Regions from separate parts of the Homo sapiens genome. Here region 1 is linked to region 2. A link is a contact called in ENCODE Hi-C or POLR2A ChIA-PET data. All regions are on one chromosome and are shown on one strand. Each heading gives the region's core, a stretch centred on a gene start or an enhancer-like site at or near the end of the contact. The rest is flanking DNA. Distances are from core to core; before and after follow the strand shown.

Region 1 (6,983 bases), core at 541-3,040, 190 kb after region 2:
AAGTAACTTTGGCCACAAAAGGAATTCCATCTTATAGATAGAAGAGGAGAGGTGATGTGAGCTCCTATATATTAACATCTCTATCTGTTCAAGAGCTTCTCCAACTACTTTTTTCTGTTAAGTAAACCTGTCTGTGAGTAAAATAAACAAGGAGTTGATTCAAATTCTGCTGTGTGAGGAGAGAATCTTCCAGTTTTTGAGGACAAGAGAAACTAAATTTTATGGTGATTTACCCGTAGCAATTGAAGATCACCAAGAGAGAAGACTTTTATTTTTCTGTTTTTGGTGTGTTTTAACTTGTTTTCATTTATACTGTTTTGAAGATGGATTGGGAGGAGGAGAGTGAAGAATGAAAAGCTCTATGTTAGAGGAATCTATATGTGCAGTTTCCTTATTAACTGTATGTGTCATCCTCAGAGATGCTGCATGACCTGGTGAAAGAACACGGGCTTTGGAGATAGATACTCATATATTTGTACTTATGCTTGAATCCCATCTCGGTTACTTTCTACCTGAGTATAATTTATAGCATGACAGTTATTATCAGGAGCACAAAGGAAGCACTGTTTTCTGTAAATGAAGATAAGAACTGTTTTGCAATATTATTGTGAGAACTAATGAAATAATTTTGTAAAATGCTTAAGATAGTACCTGTCATATATTTAATATTTATTTATTATATTAAATTTATTATTAAATAATAATAATATTTAATCATGGCAGTCTGCAATCATGACAAATTCTGATAATAATAGCATTTAGGATGGGCATGGTGGTTTATGCCTGTAATCCCAACACCTTGGGAGGCCAAGGAGGGAGGACTGCTTGAGGCTAGGAGTTCAAGACCAGCCTGGGCAACATAGCAGGGCCCTGTTCCTACAAACAAACAAACAAACGAATAATCAAAAAACGTAGCCGGATGTGCTGGCGTGTGCCTGTAGTCCTAGGCTGAGGCAGGAGGATCATTTGAGTCCAGGAGTTCGAGGCTGCAGTGAGCTACGATCACACCACTGTACTCCAGCCTGGGTGACAGAGTGAGACTCTGTCTCTAAAAGAGAAAGAAAAAGAGAAAGACTAATAGTTTTTGTTTGTTTGTTTGTTTGTTTGTTTTAACTGGAGTTGGAGGGCTTCTGCCAAAATTTTCTGTTTCTAACTTTTTTTGGTTTTTTGTTTGTTTTTATAAAATATATTTTATTTTTAAAATAGACAAAGTCTTGTTCTGTTGCCCATGCTGGCTTGAAATTCCTGGGTGGGCGTGATCCCCCTAACTTGGCCTCCCAGAGTACTGGGATTACAGGTGTGAGCAACTGCACGTGGCCTGTTTCTGACATTTTTAAAGTTAGTCTTAATACTGTTTTATGCTGGTTTTACTTTAAATATATATATATAGAATAAAAGCAATTACTTAACAAATGTCAGTGACATGCAAATATATAATTAATAAAACTTCTTATATCTCAGTGGTTGATGTCAATAACCAAATAACCAAGAATTTGAATAATCTCTTCTAGGTAACTGGAAGTGACCTTCACTTACCTGTAATTTACACATTCTCACCAGCTCCTCTCCTACTCCCTTCATCATGACCACCAAGGAGAGCTAGAGGACCTTAGAGAGGAGGCTCAGAATAGTACTGCTTTGATTTTGGCAACATGCATATTGTTTCTTCAGCTAACTCAGCATGCTTGAGATCATTTTAACAGCATAGTGTTCTCATGTGGTTTCAGTAGAAAAAGTCCCTATGTAAAAATAGCACCTTCTTCCTCAGCATGTCTGCTCCCTTTAATGAAAATAAGGCTTTAGCTTAGACTGAGCCAATGCAGCTATCAAGGCGTGAGCTAAAATCTCATCTGCTTCAAATGCTGTTAGCCAAATTCACTAACAATGGTGCTTACAGTCATTGCCAATAAGAAAGACAATGTAGTCAGAGTCATGAACAATACAGGATAATTCATACCCAATACACAATATTTAAACAGCAGTTTTCTAGAATGAATCCCCAGACAACATGGTCAATGAGAAAAGTCACAATTGCTTTACAAGAATATTTATGGTGGCCGGGCACGGTGGCTCACGCTTGTAATCCCAGCACTTTGGGAGGCTGAGGCGGGTGGATCACCTGAGGTCAGGAGTTGGTGACCAGCCTCGCCAACATGGTGAAACCCGGTCTCTACTAAAAATACAAAAAATTAGCCAGGCGTGGTGACAGACACCTGTAATCCCAGCTACTCGGGAGGCTGAGGCTGGAGAATCACTTGAACCTAGGAGGCGGAGCTTGCAGTGAGCCGAGATTGCGCTACTGCACTCCAGCGTGGGCAACAAGAGCAAAACTCCGTCTCAAAAAAAAAGAAAAGAAAAGAAAAGAAATATTTATAGTAATACAAACAAACCAAAAAGGAGGAAAAAAAAAAGAATCAGGAGCATTCACAAATTCTTATCCAACCCATTTAAGACAAAAAGAGTTTAACTAATATAATTTAAGCCATATGGAAACCTAGTAGTAGGTTGCTTCTTCTTAGAGTGGTGTTTCATTCATTCTTACTAGCCTGCATTCTATCACACCATGTTCCATTTTGGGATTGGGAAACTTCTATGTCCATTATTGATATGAAAATAAAACAGAGATAGGCCAGGCGCGGTGGCTCACGCCTGTAACCCCAGCACTTTGGGAGGCCCAGGCAGGCATATCACAAGGTCAGGAGATCGAGACCATCCTGGCTAACATGGTGAAACCCCGTCTCTACTAAAAATAAACAAAAAATTAGCTGGGCACGATAGCGGGCACCTGTAGTCCCAGCTACTCGGGAGGCTGAGGCAGGAGACTGGCATGAACCCAGGAGGCGGAGGTTGCAGTGAGACAAGATCGCGCCACTGCACTCCAGCCTGGGTGACAGAGCGAGACTCTGTCTCGAAAAAAAAAAGAAAACAGAAAAAAGGAATAGTTTTATTTTATATATATATACATACTACACATATATATATATATATATATATTTTTTTTTTTTTTTTTTGAGACGGAGTCTCGCTCTGTCACTCAGTCTGGAGTGCAACCACACGATCTTGGCTCACTGCAACCTCTGCCTCCCCGGTGCAAGCAATAATCCTGCCTCAGCCTCCTGAGTAGCTGGTATTGTGTCCGGAATTGGTGGGTTTTAGGTCTCACTGACTTCACGAATGAAGCCGCGGACCCTCACGGTGAGTGTTAACAGTTCTTAAAGGCCGCGTGTCCGGCGTTTGTTCCTTCTGATGTTCGGATGTGTTCGGAGTTTCTTCCTCCTGGTGGGTTTGTGGTCTCGCTAGCTTCAAGACTGAAGCTGCAGACCTTCGCAGTGAGCGTTACAGCTCTTAAGGGAGCGCGTCTAGAGTTGCTCGTTCCTCTTGGTGGGTTCGTGGTCTAGATGGCTTCAGGAGTGAAGCTGCAGACCTTCGCAGTGAGTGTTACAGCTCATAAAGGCAGTGTGGACCCAAACAGTGAGCAGCAACAAAATTTGTTATAAAGGGCGAAAGAACAAAGCTTCCACACTGTGGGAGGGAACCCGAGCTGGTTGCCACTGCTGGCTCACGCAGCCTGCTTTTATTCTCTTATCTGGCCCCACCCACATTCTGCTGATTGGTCCATTTTACAGAGAGCCGATTGGTCTGTTTTACAGAGAGCTGATTGGTCCATTTTGACAGGGTGCTGATTGATGTGTTTATAATCCCTGAGCTAGACACAAAAGTTCTCCAGGTCCCCACTAAATTAGCTAGATACAGACTGTCGATTGGTACATTCACAAACCCTGAGCTAGACACAGGGTGCTGATTGGTGTGTTTACAAACGTTGAGCTAGATACAGAGTGCCGATTGGTGTATTTACAATACCTTAGCTAGACATAAAGGTTCTCCAAGTCCCCACCAAACTCAGGAGTCCAGCTGGCTTCACCCAGTGGATCCCGCACAGAGGCCAGAAGTGGAGCTGCCTGCCAGTCCCGCGCCATGCGCCGGCACTCCTCAGCCCTCGGGTGGTTGATGGGACTGGGCGCCATGGAGCAGGGGGCAGCGCTCGTCAGCGAGGCTGGGGCTGCACAGGAGCCCACTGTGGCGGGGGAGGCTCAGGCATGGCAGGCTGCAGGTCCCGAGCCCTGCCCCGCGGGAAGGCAGCTAAGGCCTGGCAAGAGGTTGAGCACAGCAGCTGCTGGCCCAGGTGCTAAGCCCCTCACTGCCCGGGGGCAGCGGGGCGGGCTGGCAGCTCTGAATGTGGGGCCCGCCAAGCCCATGCCCACCCGGAACTCACGCTGGCCCACAAGCACTGCGCGCAGCCCCAGTTCCCGCCTGCGCCTCTCCCTCCACACCTCCCTGCAAGCTGAGGGAGCCGGCTCCGGCCTCGGCCAGCCCAGAAAGGGGCTCCCACAGTGCAGCCGTGGGCTGAAGGGCTCCTCAAGTGCCGCCAAAGTGGGAGCCCAGGCAGAGGAGGCGCGGAGAGTGAGTGAGGGCTGCGAGGGCTGCCAGCATGCTGTCACCTCTCAGTGTTATAGGTGCGCACCACCACACCTGACTAATTTTTGTATTTTTAGTAGAGATGGGGTTTCACCATGTTAGTCAGGCTGGTCTCCAACTCCTGACCGTGTGATCTGCCCACCTTGGCCTCCCAAAGTGCTGGGATTACAGGCTTGAGCCACTGCACCTGGTCACTTTTATATTTTTAAAGAAAGACACAGCTACACTTTAATAAATTATCCTGGAAATCATAGTTTTAGAACATATTCTCAGGTCATCAGTGTTCTTTCTTATTAACTTCAGAATCTGATCCACATCAAGGTTAATGACTTGATTAATAATGCTTATCAGAGTTCCCTCAGAAGAGTGGCACCATGGTGGGAGGTACCGCTACAAATATATACAGCTCTGCTACTGTCAGTATAATCACTATAATCACTATAGTCTATCAGTATAGTTCAATCAAGGAATTTGGCACAGGCAATAAATGTAAGGATGTCCATCTTATGATCAACAGAAATTTGACTTTCATTGAGAGAATCTACTCATAGAACAGACAGAATGTTATCAGTAGCCTAGTTTGGATCCTAGAAGTCTCTAAGCTCTTTTACCGGGGAGAGAAAAGGAGAACTGCAATTTTATTTTGTGATCTATTCTCCCCAGAAACCAGACTCTTCTTAAGGGAAGAATGTTTCTTTTTTGCAAACCCTAAGATACCTTTAGCAGAAACTCTTTGAAAGTCATTTGAGGCTGTCAGATACCTCTTATTTATTACAACAAACAGAGATGTCTACAGCCGCATTTCCTTTGGTGTTATTGCAATTGTCACTGGGATATCAGTGGCTGTCTGCAATGCTATCCTTGTAGATTGCATATCAGCATCTGATTGGCCCTTTTATGTACTATTTCAAAGTAATATAGAAGGTGTCCTCTGTCAGCTAAGAGAGACCACAGTGACTTGCACACAGTAGGCATTCAGCAAATGTTAATTAACCCGTCACTACCTCCCTTCACCACCCCCAGCCTCTTTTAGCTGTAGGAAAATGTAGAATCAAATGACCAGGCTGAAAGAGCATTATACAGTGACCAGCACTATCTTTGTTTCCAGCCAAAATAGATTTCAGAGGAACTATACATAAAACATTTGGGTGGAAACAGTTAGTGGGCCATTTCAAAAATGAAGCCAAAATTTGAGAAGAAATTTAGGAACTGAGGATACAGATTGTGAGATCATTTACCTCGAAGTTTGTAATGAAGCTGTAAAAGTGAATGAGTTTATGGAGATCACGTAAGAAAGAAAAGGGTGAGGACAGAGCCCTACACTTAATCGTGGAAGGAAGAAGAGAGCCCTGAAAAGAAAATAGAAAATCAGTCAATGAACTGGAATAAAATTACTTGTATTTTCTTATTTACTTATAATAGAAACTGTAAGAAGTGAATTTCCATAAAGGTTGTGTTAACAACTACAAAACATTCAAGGTAGATAAAGACTGAGAAAATGTAATCGATGATTGGGAAGTTGCTAGTTAACCTAGTTACTAGAATAGTTGCTGCCGAAACCAGCTTGCAAGAATTAAGAAATGAATCTAGGGCAAGGAAGTGGAGGGGATGAGAAAAACAACTCTTTCAAGAGTTCTGATGGTGGTAGGAAAAAGAGCATTAGTTCAGCGTCTCAAATGAGTGGTGGAGCCAGGAGTTCCCATGTGGGGCCCTTGCTGAGCCATGACATAAGTACTATGAATATGAATGTGGTAGATTGCAAAATGAGTGCAAAATCCTTCCGTGTGTTTATGTTCCTTTGCACTGTGACTTTGTAGCCCCTCCCATCAAGATATGGAGTCTATTTCTCCCTTGAACTTAGATTTGGTCACATGACTTTGCTTTGGCTGCTGGGACATTAACAAACGTGACGTAGTAGAGGCTTAAAAAGTGCTTGCATAATGGTGTTCACCTTCTCTTGTCCACTTTGTGAACAAATTTAGGCTTGTCTGCTACAGAGAGATGGCCTGGGGAGCATGGGAAGAAGGCTCAGCTCTTCCAGCTAAGACCCCAGACATGTGAGTGAGTTGAGCCCTAGTTGAACCTACTCAGATTAGGAAAATTGTCCAGCGAGCCACAGAATGGTGAGAAACAAACAATAAATGTTTGTTATCATAAGCCACTACCTTTTAGGGTAGTTTGTTACACAACAAAAGATGTGATACAATGAGATTTCTTTCTCTGGTGCCTATTCTCTGGACACACTTCTGAAGTAATGATATGAGACAAGAGTGCTGGGTGGCCGGGCGTGGTGGCTCACGCCTGTAATCCCAACACTTTGGGAGGCCGAGGCGGCACATCACAAGGTCAGGAGATTGAGACCATCCTGGCTAACACGGTGAAACCCCGTCTCGACTAAAAGTACAAAAAATTAGCCAGGCATGGTGGTGGGCGCCTGTAGTCCCAGCTACTCGGGAGGCTGAGGCAGGAGAATGGCCAGAACCTGGGAGGCGGGAACTTGCAGTGAG
Region 2 (7,058 bases), core at 2,839-5,338:
AACCCTTCTTCAGGAATATGTGGACAAGACCTCCTAAGTAATCTCAGTGGCAGGAGTGGTAGCATCTTTATCTGACCACATCTTTCCCATTAGCTCCTACAGGCATGCCTTCACTTTCCTAAAAATATCCCATTATGAGCAAACTCTTCCCCTGACACCTTTATAATTTTTTCCCCATAAACTCAATAAAGTAGTATCACCCTACTTTAAGTGGAAAAAGTCCAAAGGTCACCAACCTTTTCTTTTGGCAGTGAGGACAGCAACAAGCATCAACAAGCCTTGTGAAGACACAAAAGATTTTGCACTCTGGTGTAGAGCGTAAGTGTAGACTAAACCCTAATAATTCCAGCTGTGCTGAAGGCAGTCTCATTTGCAAGAGGACATGAAGCATTAAGAGAGACAGAACACAGGCTTTCACATTTGCATTATGGTAATATCTCCTGGCCTAAACAGGAAAATGCCAAGTCAGGCTTCTCCTGCCCCTAACAAATTCACTTTACGGATCTTCCCATCTTTTTTTCTCTAACAATCCCTTATGTCACTAACATTTCCTGTCTTATTTTAAATTTAAAGAATTGAGAATAAAAACACTCTCCCTGTCTCATAGTAAATATTACATGGATGTCAATCAGCCTAGTTAAGGTAGTTTCTTCCCTTCTCTGACAGCTGCACACCCTCAATCCAAGAAGCAGGTGTCCTTTATAGAAATTCTCACCAACTTGGGAATGGAAGTGGCTAACATCCTCCTCTCTTCGATATTGTTCCACCCAGGGGAAATTAAGAGTGAAGCTCAAGAACGAGGGGCCAGACCTAGATCCATAGCAGATTCAAAACTTCTAGGAAACAGAACCATTTTTACATTAACAAGGAATCTGACTCCTGGAAATAAAAAATGGAAACAAATCCTGACATCTTAGGAGCAGACAGGTTGCTCTCATATTCAAATCAGACATGTAATAGAAATACTTACATCTCTCTTACTTGAAATTATCCTTAAAAATGGAAAACGGGGAAGCCAGGGAATTTGAACTTTGTATATTATTCAAATTTAATTTTGGTAGCTTTGACCACACCATGGCTGCTAAATAGAAAAATCCCACTGCTATTCCTCATGATCTCTGATGGGAAATATCTAAATGTAAACCCAAAAAGCAAAGGGCATGGTTTTCAATCGGAACAAATCAGCCCTGACCAACTCCACTTTATAGTAGTGAGGACTCTAAACCTGACTTCCCTTATGCATAAAGTTCCCTATAGGACAACGCTCAGCAACCTCCACCTGCAGAGCTGGACTGATGCTCTCCCATCCTCAAAACACATCCAGCTTGTCCCTTCTTCCTGCACCCGTTCCACCAAGCTCCCTCCCCTGCTTTATCTTCTCCCAACTGCCTGCAAGGAGGTATCTTAAAAAACATTTAAACCATCTCCAGGTGCACTCTCACACCACCTTAAACCTGATCATCCCTTTCCCCTAAAGCAGTGTTCCCAAACAGAAACATGGGGTACCCACAAAACAGAACCACCCTTTGGAGGTGGGGCCCATGAATCTGCATTCCTAAGTTTCTGGGTCAGGGACAACACCCTGAGATACACTGCTCTAAGACATCTAAAAGTGGTTTCAGTGTTTTCTTGAATCCAAAACTGTTTGCAGCACTAAAGTTGAACGTGCCTTTTGTTCAGGGGACACTGTAGCCACTACCAGATTTTCAAAGGTGACCATTCCACTGAGTGACTACAGGACTGCCCCCAGGACTTGGCCACTTTCCATAACGCTAGCCAGAGTGCAGTGGTAGCACGTCTTTATCTGAATAAATACTCATTTGCTGAACTCACATTTACTGCATCTTTTAGGGGAAAGGAATGAGAGTGAAGTGGCAGCCTTGGGAATGACATGGCTACCCACCACATCAGCAACTGTGTCTTCTTAAAGTTGTGTGCTCCCAAGCCCTCCTGAAATCTACTCCTGTCACCTAACTTCCAGATCCAGAACTGGTACCCAGGTATGCAATGCCCCGAGGTGTGTGTCTGAAGGAAGAGCAGTCACCATAATTACTCAGTTGTCTGCATTTCTAATGATGGCTACTTATTTGTCAGTCTGAGAATGATCATATGCCTTGATTGTAGTCACAGGTATTAAATGATTTTTGAGGATCTGCTATAAACTGATATTGTGTGAATTAAACAGAAAACTAACTTACTTGAGAAAACAAGTTGGTAGTAATGATTGGTTTTTTATTGTCACCCCTGCCCTGATACACTTACTGTTTATAATTACAAATAACTGCAACTCTCTGGGCAAGGCAAAGATTTCAATTGTTTAATGCCTTCACCATCACAGGCATCATGGCAAATTTTGGGTAGCGTATTTTTTTTCATTACAATAAGCCCATTTTAAACTGAGTCTAAGGCTGGGTACAGTGGCGTAATCCCAACACTCTGGGAGGCCAAGACAGGTAGATCACTTGAGGTCAGGAGTTCAAGACCAACCTGACCAACATGGTGAAACCGTCTCTACTAAAAATACAAAAATTAGCCAGGCATGGTGGCGCACGCCTGTAATCCCAGCTACTCATGAGACCGAGGCAGGAGAATCACTTGAACCCGGGAGGCGGAGGCTGCAGTGAGCCGAGATCACGCCACTGCACTCCAGCCTGGGCAACAAAGTGAGACTCTGTCTTGAAAAAATAAAAATAAACTGAATACAAATTCTTTAAAGTTCCTTAGGCTTTTTAATAAAGTAAATGTAAGTAATGCCACACACATACACACACAAATCCTGATTTATTCCCTGTTTCTCATACATCGTTGGCATTGTTCTACTTAAACAGCGACAGTGATGACTCCAAAAAAAATGTTTAGAATTAGAAGTGCATGTTAATCTGAGTAACTTAAGTACAGAAAAGAGTTAGTACACCACAAGCATTTTCTACACTTTTATTTTGTGGTGATTGTGAGACAAACACAGTCCAAACAATAGACTTCTTGTCCTCCCCCTCCCAACAACTATCTGACTCCATAGCTCATGCACCCCAATTACAGCAGGTGTCGGGCTGGCATAAAGGCTTCTTACCAGGATTCCAGTTTATCCTTCTCAATCCTTTTCTCATCTCTAACAAAAATGCCACACATACATGTAGTTGTGAGAGGCAAAGTCTTCTTTACACTCACCACCAGGGGGCGTATGGGAGCACAAAAGCCTCACAAAACTGCTCCAGGATCCTGCCTCTTCCAGGGCCGGAATCCGCGGCCTTCCCAGGAATCCTAACCTGGTCTGGGAAGGGGCATCACAAATAAGCTGGCACTCAGTCGTGTATTAAAAGGATCTCTAATGCTCCCTTTAAGACTTTCACTTCTACGCCATCTCTAACAGGGCCATGCAGGTCTCCATGAGATCAGGCTTTTTTGGTCCAGTGTTTCCCAGGTCTTTCCCTACACTGTTTCAGGCCACTTGGGTACCTTTCAGTGCAGACTGCTTCAGGCCAGAAAACCTCACTCCCACCTCTTTCACACTAATGAATTTAATCGGTAGCCAGCAGCCAGGGGAGTTGATGTGGAAGATGCTCTAAGAAGCATCCCCAATTAGCAAGCCTCAGCCAGAAACTACCTACAGGGAGCAGGAGGCCCTAGCGGGAGGCAGCCCACGCCTCATTATTCCTGTAGCAGGAAGGGACGTCCAGACGGGACTCCAGAGGTGATGGAAAGTGGGGGAGGCACAAAAGCAGCAAACAGCAGAAGGAAATGCCAGCAGCTGAGGCTCGGCAGCCAACAGCCACGACATTCAGCAATCTCAGTGTGACAAACAACACATCTGTAGCGTGCTGAGCATGACTGGGGCTCCTCAGACAGATCTGACACCCCTGTCCACCAGGAATCCCACCCATACCCGCACACAGACACACAACAGAGACATGGATGGACACGGGCACGCGCACACACACACACACACACAGCCTCAGTGATGACTTAGCACCTCACTGCCAGGAGTATCTTCTGTAACAGATATATGCATGTGTACATACAGCTCATGCACACACATCAGCACCCACTGCCTGCTCTGCTCCATGACAGTACTGGGAATTCCCCTGTGAATTACCCAAGAAACAAAGTGGGGGCCAGTGAGCAGCCGTGCTTAGCTTCCTTCATAAGCCCATCACCAGCACCTAGGTGTGTTTCCCCGGACTGAACAAGAAATTTTCCCATCTCTGGCCCCCTCCATTAGAAATGAAATCCGTTCTGGTTTTCTAAATCAGTCTGTAAACCATCCTGAGTCAACTCCTTGGGTCATTTTCTTGGGGCTCATTCACTCTAGCTCTAGAATGAAGGAATGGGGGTGGGGAAGACACACCCCATTTGATCTTACAAAACAGTAAAGATTAATGGGAAAGTGTTTTTAAAAAAAAAAAAACCACAAAGAAGCTCCCCACTCAGTAGCAGTTTTGCACATATGTACAATGAGTTTACCAGCCCATAAATATTTTTAACCAACACAACCTCATGCTGTGGTGTGTACAAGGGTCTGAGAGTATATGACTGGCTATCATTTCTTGCTCTGGGCGAGCGTTCGCCTCTTTGCATCTTCTTCTCTAAGTCACTATAAGGTGTCAGTGTCAATCATTACCCTCTCCAGGTCCTGCCGCAGGTGCGTGAACAGCTGCAGCCTCCTAAATAAGACATCCTGCTCCCGCTTGGCTAGATTGTCCTCTTCATCTTTCTTTGGGGTGATCAGGGGCTTGTTGAAGTTGACCTTCCTCTTCAACTTCCAGTACTGGTACAGGAAATCCACTACTTCCTCAGGCAGCCGCAGAGCCCTGGCAACATCCAGCAGGTTGACGAAGGTGTAGAACTCATCCTCCAACTGCTGCAGCTTCTGCTTACGGACACTCACCCGGTGGGCCTCCTCCCGGTTCTGCTCAAGGCTGGCAAAGGGCTCCAGCGGATTCCGGGGGGAACACTCAGGGGCCCCATTCTCCTGTGCAGCCCCCTTGCCAAGACTCTCCTCGGGTTTCCTATGTGAGCTGTGCTTTGGGCAATAGGACTTGAACTTGACTTCATCATTCTCTGCTAAGATGGTCTTCATCTCCAGGCCCCGGTCAAAAGCACAGGTCACATGGAAGGCTGTGCGGCAGTTCTTCACAGAGCACTGTCAAGAACACACAAAGAACATGAGAATAGACCATTATAGAGCAATGATGGCAGAAGGCCTGCAGTGCTAGGCACCCCATGTACACATGCACAGAGAAGAGCCATGCTTCAAGCATGTGCCATGACAGGAAAGTTGTACGTGGATTAACCCTGCAAGATCCTGTCATGTTTTAAAAGAGGTAAGGCTTGGAATTTTTTTTATAGAGATGAGGTCTCCCTATGTTGCCTAAGTTGGTCTCCAACTCTTGGGCAAAAGAGATCCGCCCATCTCAGCCTCCCAAAGTGCTGGGATTACAGGCGTGAGCCACTGCGCCCAGCCAAGTCTTGGAATTTAAGGGCCCTCTTCAAATGAAAGGTTTAATCAACCAAACCCTAACTTCCTCAGAAAAGTAACTGCATCCAAATCCCATCTTGGAGCAGACATGATTACACAAATGACATGTGTAGAGAAAGGAGGTGTGGCACTAGGATCATATTCAAAAGAATCTGTACTCAATATGCAAAGTCCACTTTCAGGCATTAACTTGGGTTTTCTTACAGATTTGAGCTCTTTTGGTGCAAACCTGAATAAGAACCTCCTTGGGAAGAATGACTACTACTCACAGTTTGAACATAAATCCTGACTCCCCAGCCAGGAAGAGTCCCAACACGAGTGAGAAAATGAACAGTGCACTTCCTTGAAGCAGCACGAAGGAGAAACTGAATAAAAACCCCAAAAAATAGGAGACAAGAGGAATCCAGCACAGGAAAGGTAGGGAAAGGTCTTCACACTTGCGAAGAAGCTTCACCAGATGCATGGAGGGCTCTGAGCCCTGAGATCGGTGCACGCCGATCCTGGCCACTGAAGAGAGGCAGGAGAACCGTGAAAGATCCTTCCCATGCGTCACAGGGAGGTCAACGTAGAGGCCAGGTATCAGCAACCTATGCAGAAGAACACTTCCCCTCTCACTGCCTAAACAGGGCCACAATTTAGTGCCTTTGATCCAGACAACAAGCCTCTGGTCTAGCAGGAGCAAAGTGATTAACTCCTCCTCCACTGATCTTGCTGAGCAAATCCCTAGAAGGTGGTTCCTCATGGTGACTGAAGCCAGTCCCTGAAAAGCAGCACTGCATTGTGTGAAGCCAAGTGATCACCGGGGCATGCCAGGGGCTGCACAGAGCTGTAGAATCCAGCGGCTTCAAGCCAACTGAGAAGTTGAATTCAACTCATTCAACAGATCCTGAATCACATCACCAAGGATGGCAGAGGCTAGAGCTGAGGCTTTCCCCCTAATCATTCCAGTATTTAAGAGGAAACTCACTGCCAACCAGGCTTTCTTCCATTACTATGAGGTCTCTTTTACTGAGAAGAGGAGAAAATCCAGCTCCCTTCACCATTCCACCCTTACAAACACTTCAACCACAGAGACTGACATAAATCTGTATTTTCTCTATAAATAACCTCAATTCTAAGAAATGTATGAAATCAGCTTTGGTGGCAGAACACACACACAAGCACGCACACATACACACCTGGCCACTGTCATGAGAAGACAAAGTGTCTTCCCTTGTAGCACACAGCCAAGTGGGAAGTAAAAGTGGGAACAGATGACTGAGACACTATCTGTGTTTGGCTTAAACTACACTTAACCCAAGCGCTCTAACCCTAAAGAGAAATGAACTGCAGCAGAATATTTATACAGGACTTTGTAAAAACGCCAAATGGCCTTCCTCTGGGTTTTCCCATTCAGGTTGACTCAGCAAACAGATGTTACAGAAACGTAAACCAGAGCCTTCACAGCTGCAGACATTTCAGAGAGGAATTCTTTTAATAAAATCAATCCATTCTGTGAAGATATGAAAAATCATCAGCCTTCTTTGGCCTCTTCTTTAGATTAATGTTCTGGGAAAAAGAGGTCAATGGCAACAAAAAAGTC

The links. Hi-C counts contacts between places; a loop is a spot of excess contacts on that map. ChIA-PET counts read pairs that join two places held with the same protein, here RNA polymerase II (POLR2A). Pooled maps may share reads with other maps.
Region 1: a pooled map shows a loop between it and region 2 (3-fold over the local background). The contact joins two enhancer-like sites. A Hi-C loop is called at or near these places in 1 of 168 maps with a recorded cell type or tissue (sigmoid colon), 1 of 37 single-sample maps with no recorded cell type and 3 of 50 pooled maps. POLR2A ChIA-PET finds 5 or more read pairs at or near these places in 1 of 52 experiments (activated CD4-positive, alpha-beta T cell).

The regions. Positions count from the first base shown.
Region 1 is chr4:128,670,003-128,676,985 of GRCh38, reverse strand. No RefSeq gene overlaps it. Among named protein-coding and RNA genes, the nearest start is that of LINC03140, 100 kb to the right of the region's middle. RefSeq lists enhancers at 1,505-1,594, 1,685-1,944. Within about 2 kb of position 1,790, at least 3 of the 41 ENCODE cell types and tissues checked have a DNase peak (open chromatin) inside an H3K27ac peak, as active enhancers do.
Region 2 is chr4:128,859,786-128,866,843 of GRCh38, reverse strand. It overlaps JADE1 (jade family PHD finger 1), which reads right to left. Exons shown (of 11, transcript NM_199320.4): 9 at 4,619-5,140. Among named protein-coding and RNA genes, the nearest start is that of JADE1, 54 kb to the right of the region's middle. RefSeq lists an enhancer at 3,528-3,577. Within about 2 kb of position 4,088, at least 12 of the 41 ENCODE cell types and tissues checked have a DNase peak (open chromatin) inside an H3K27ac peak, as active enhancers do.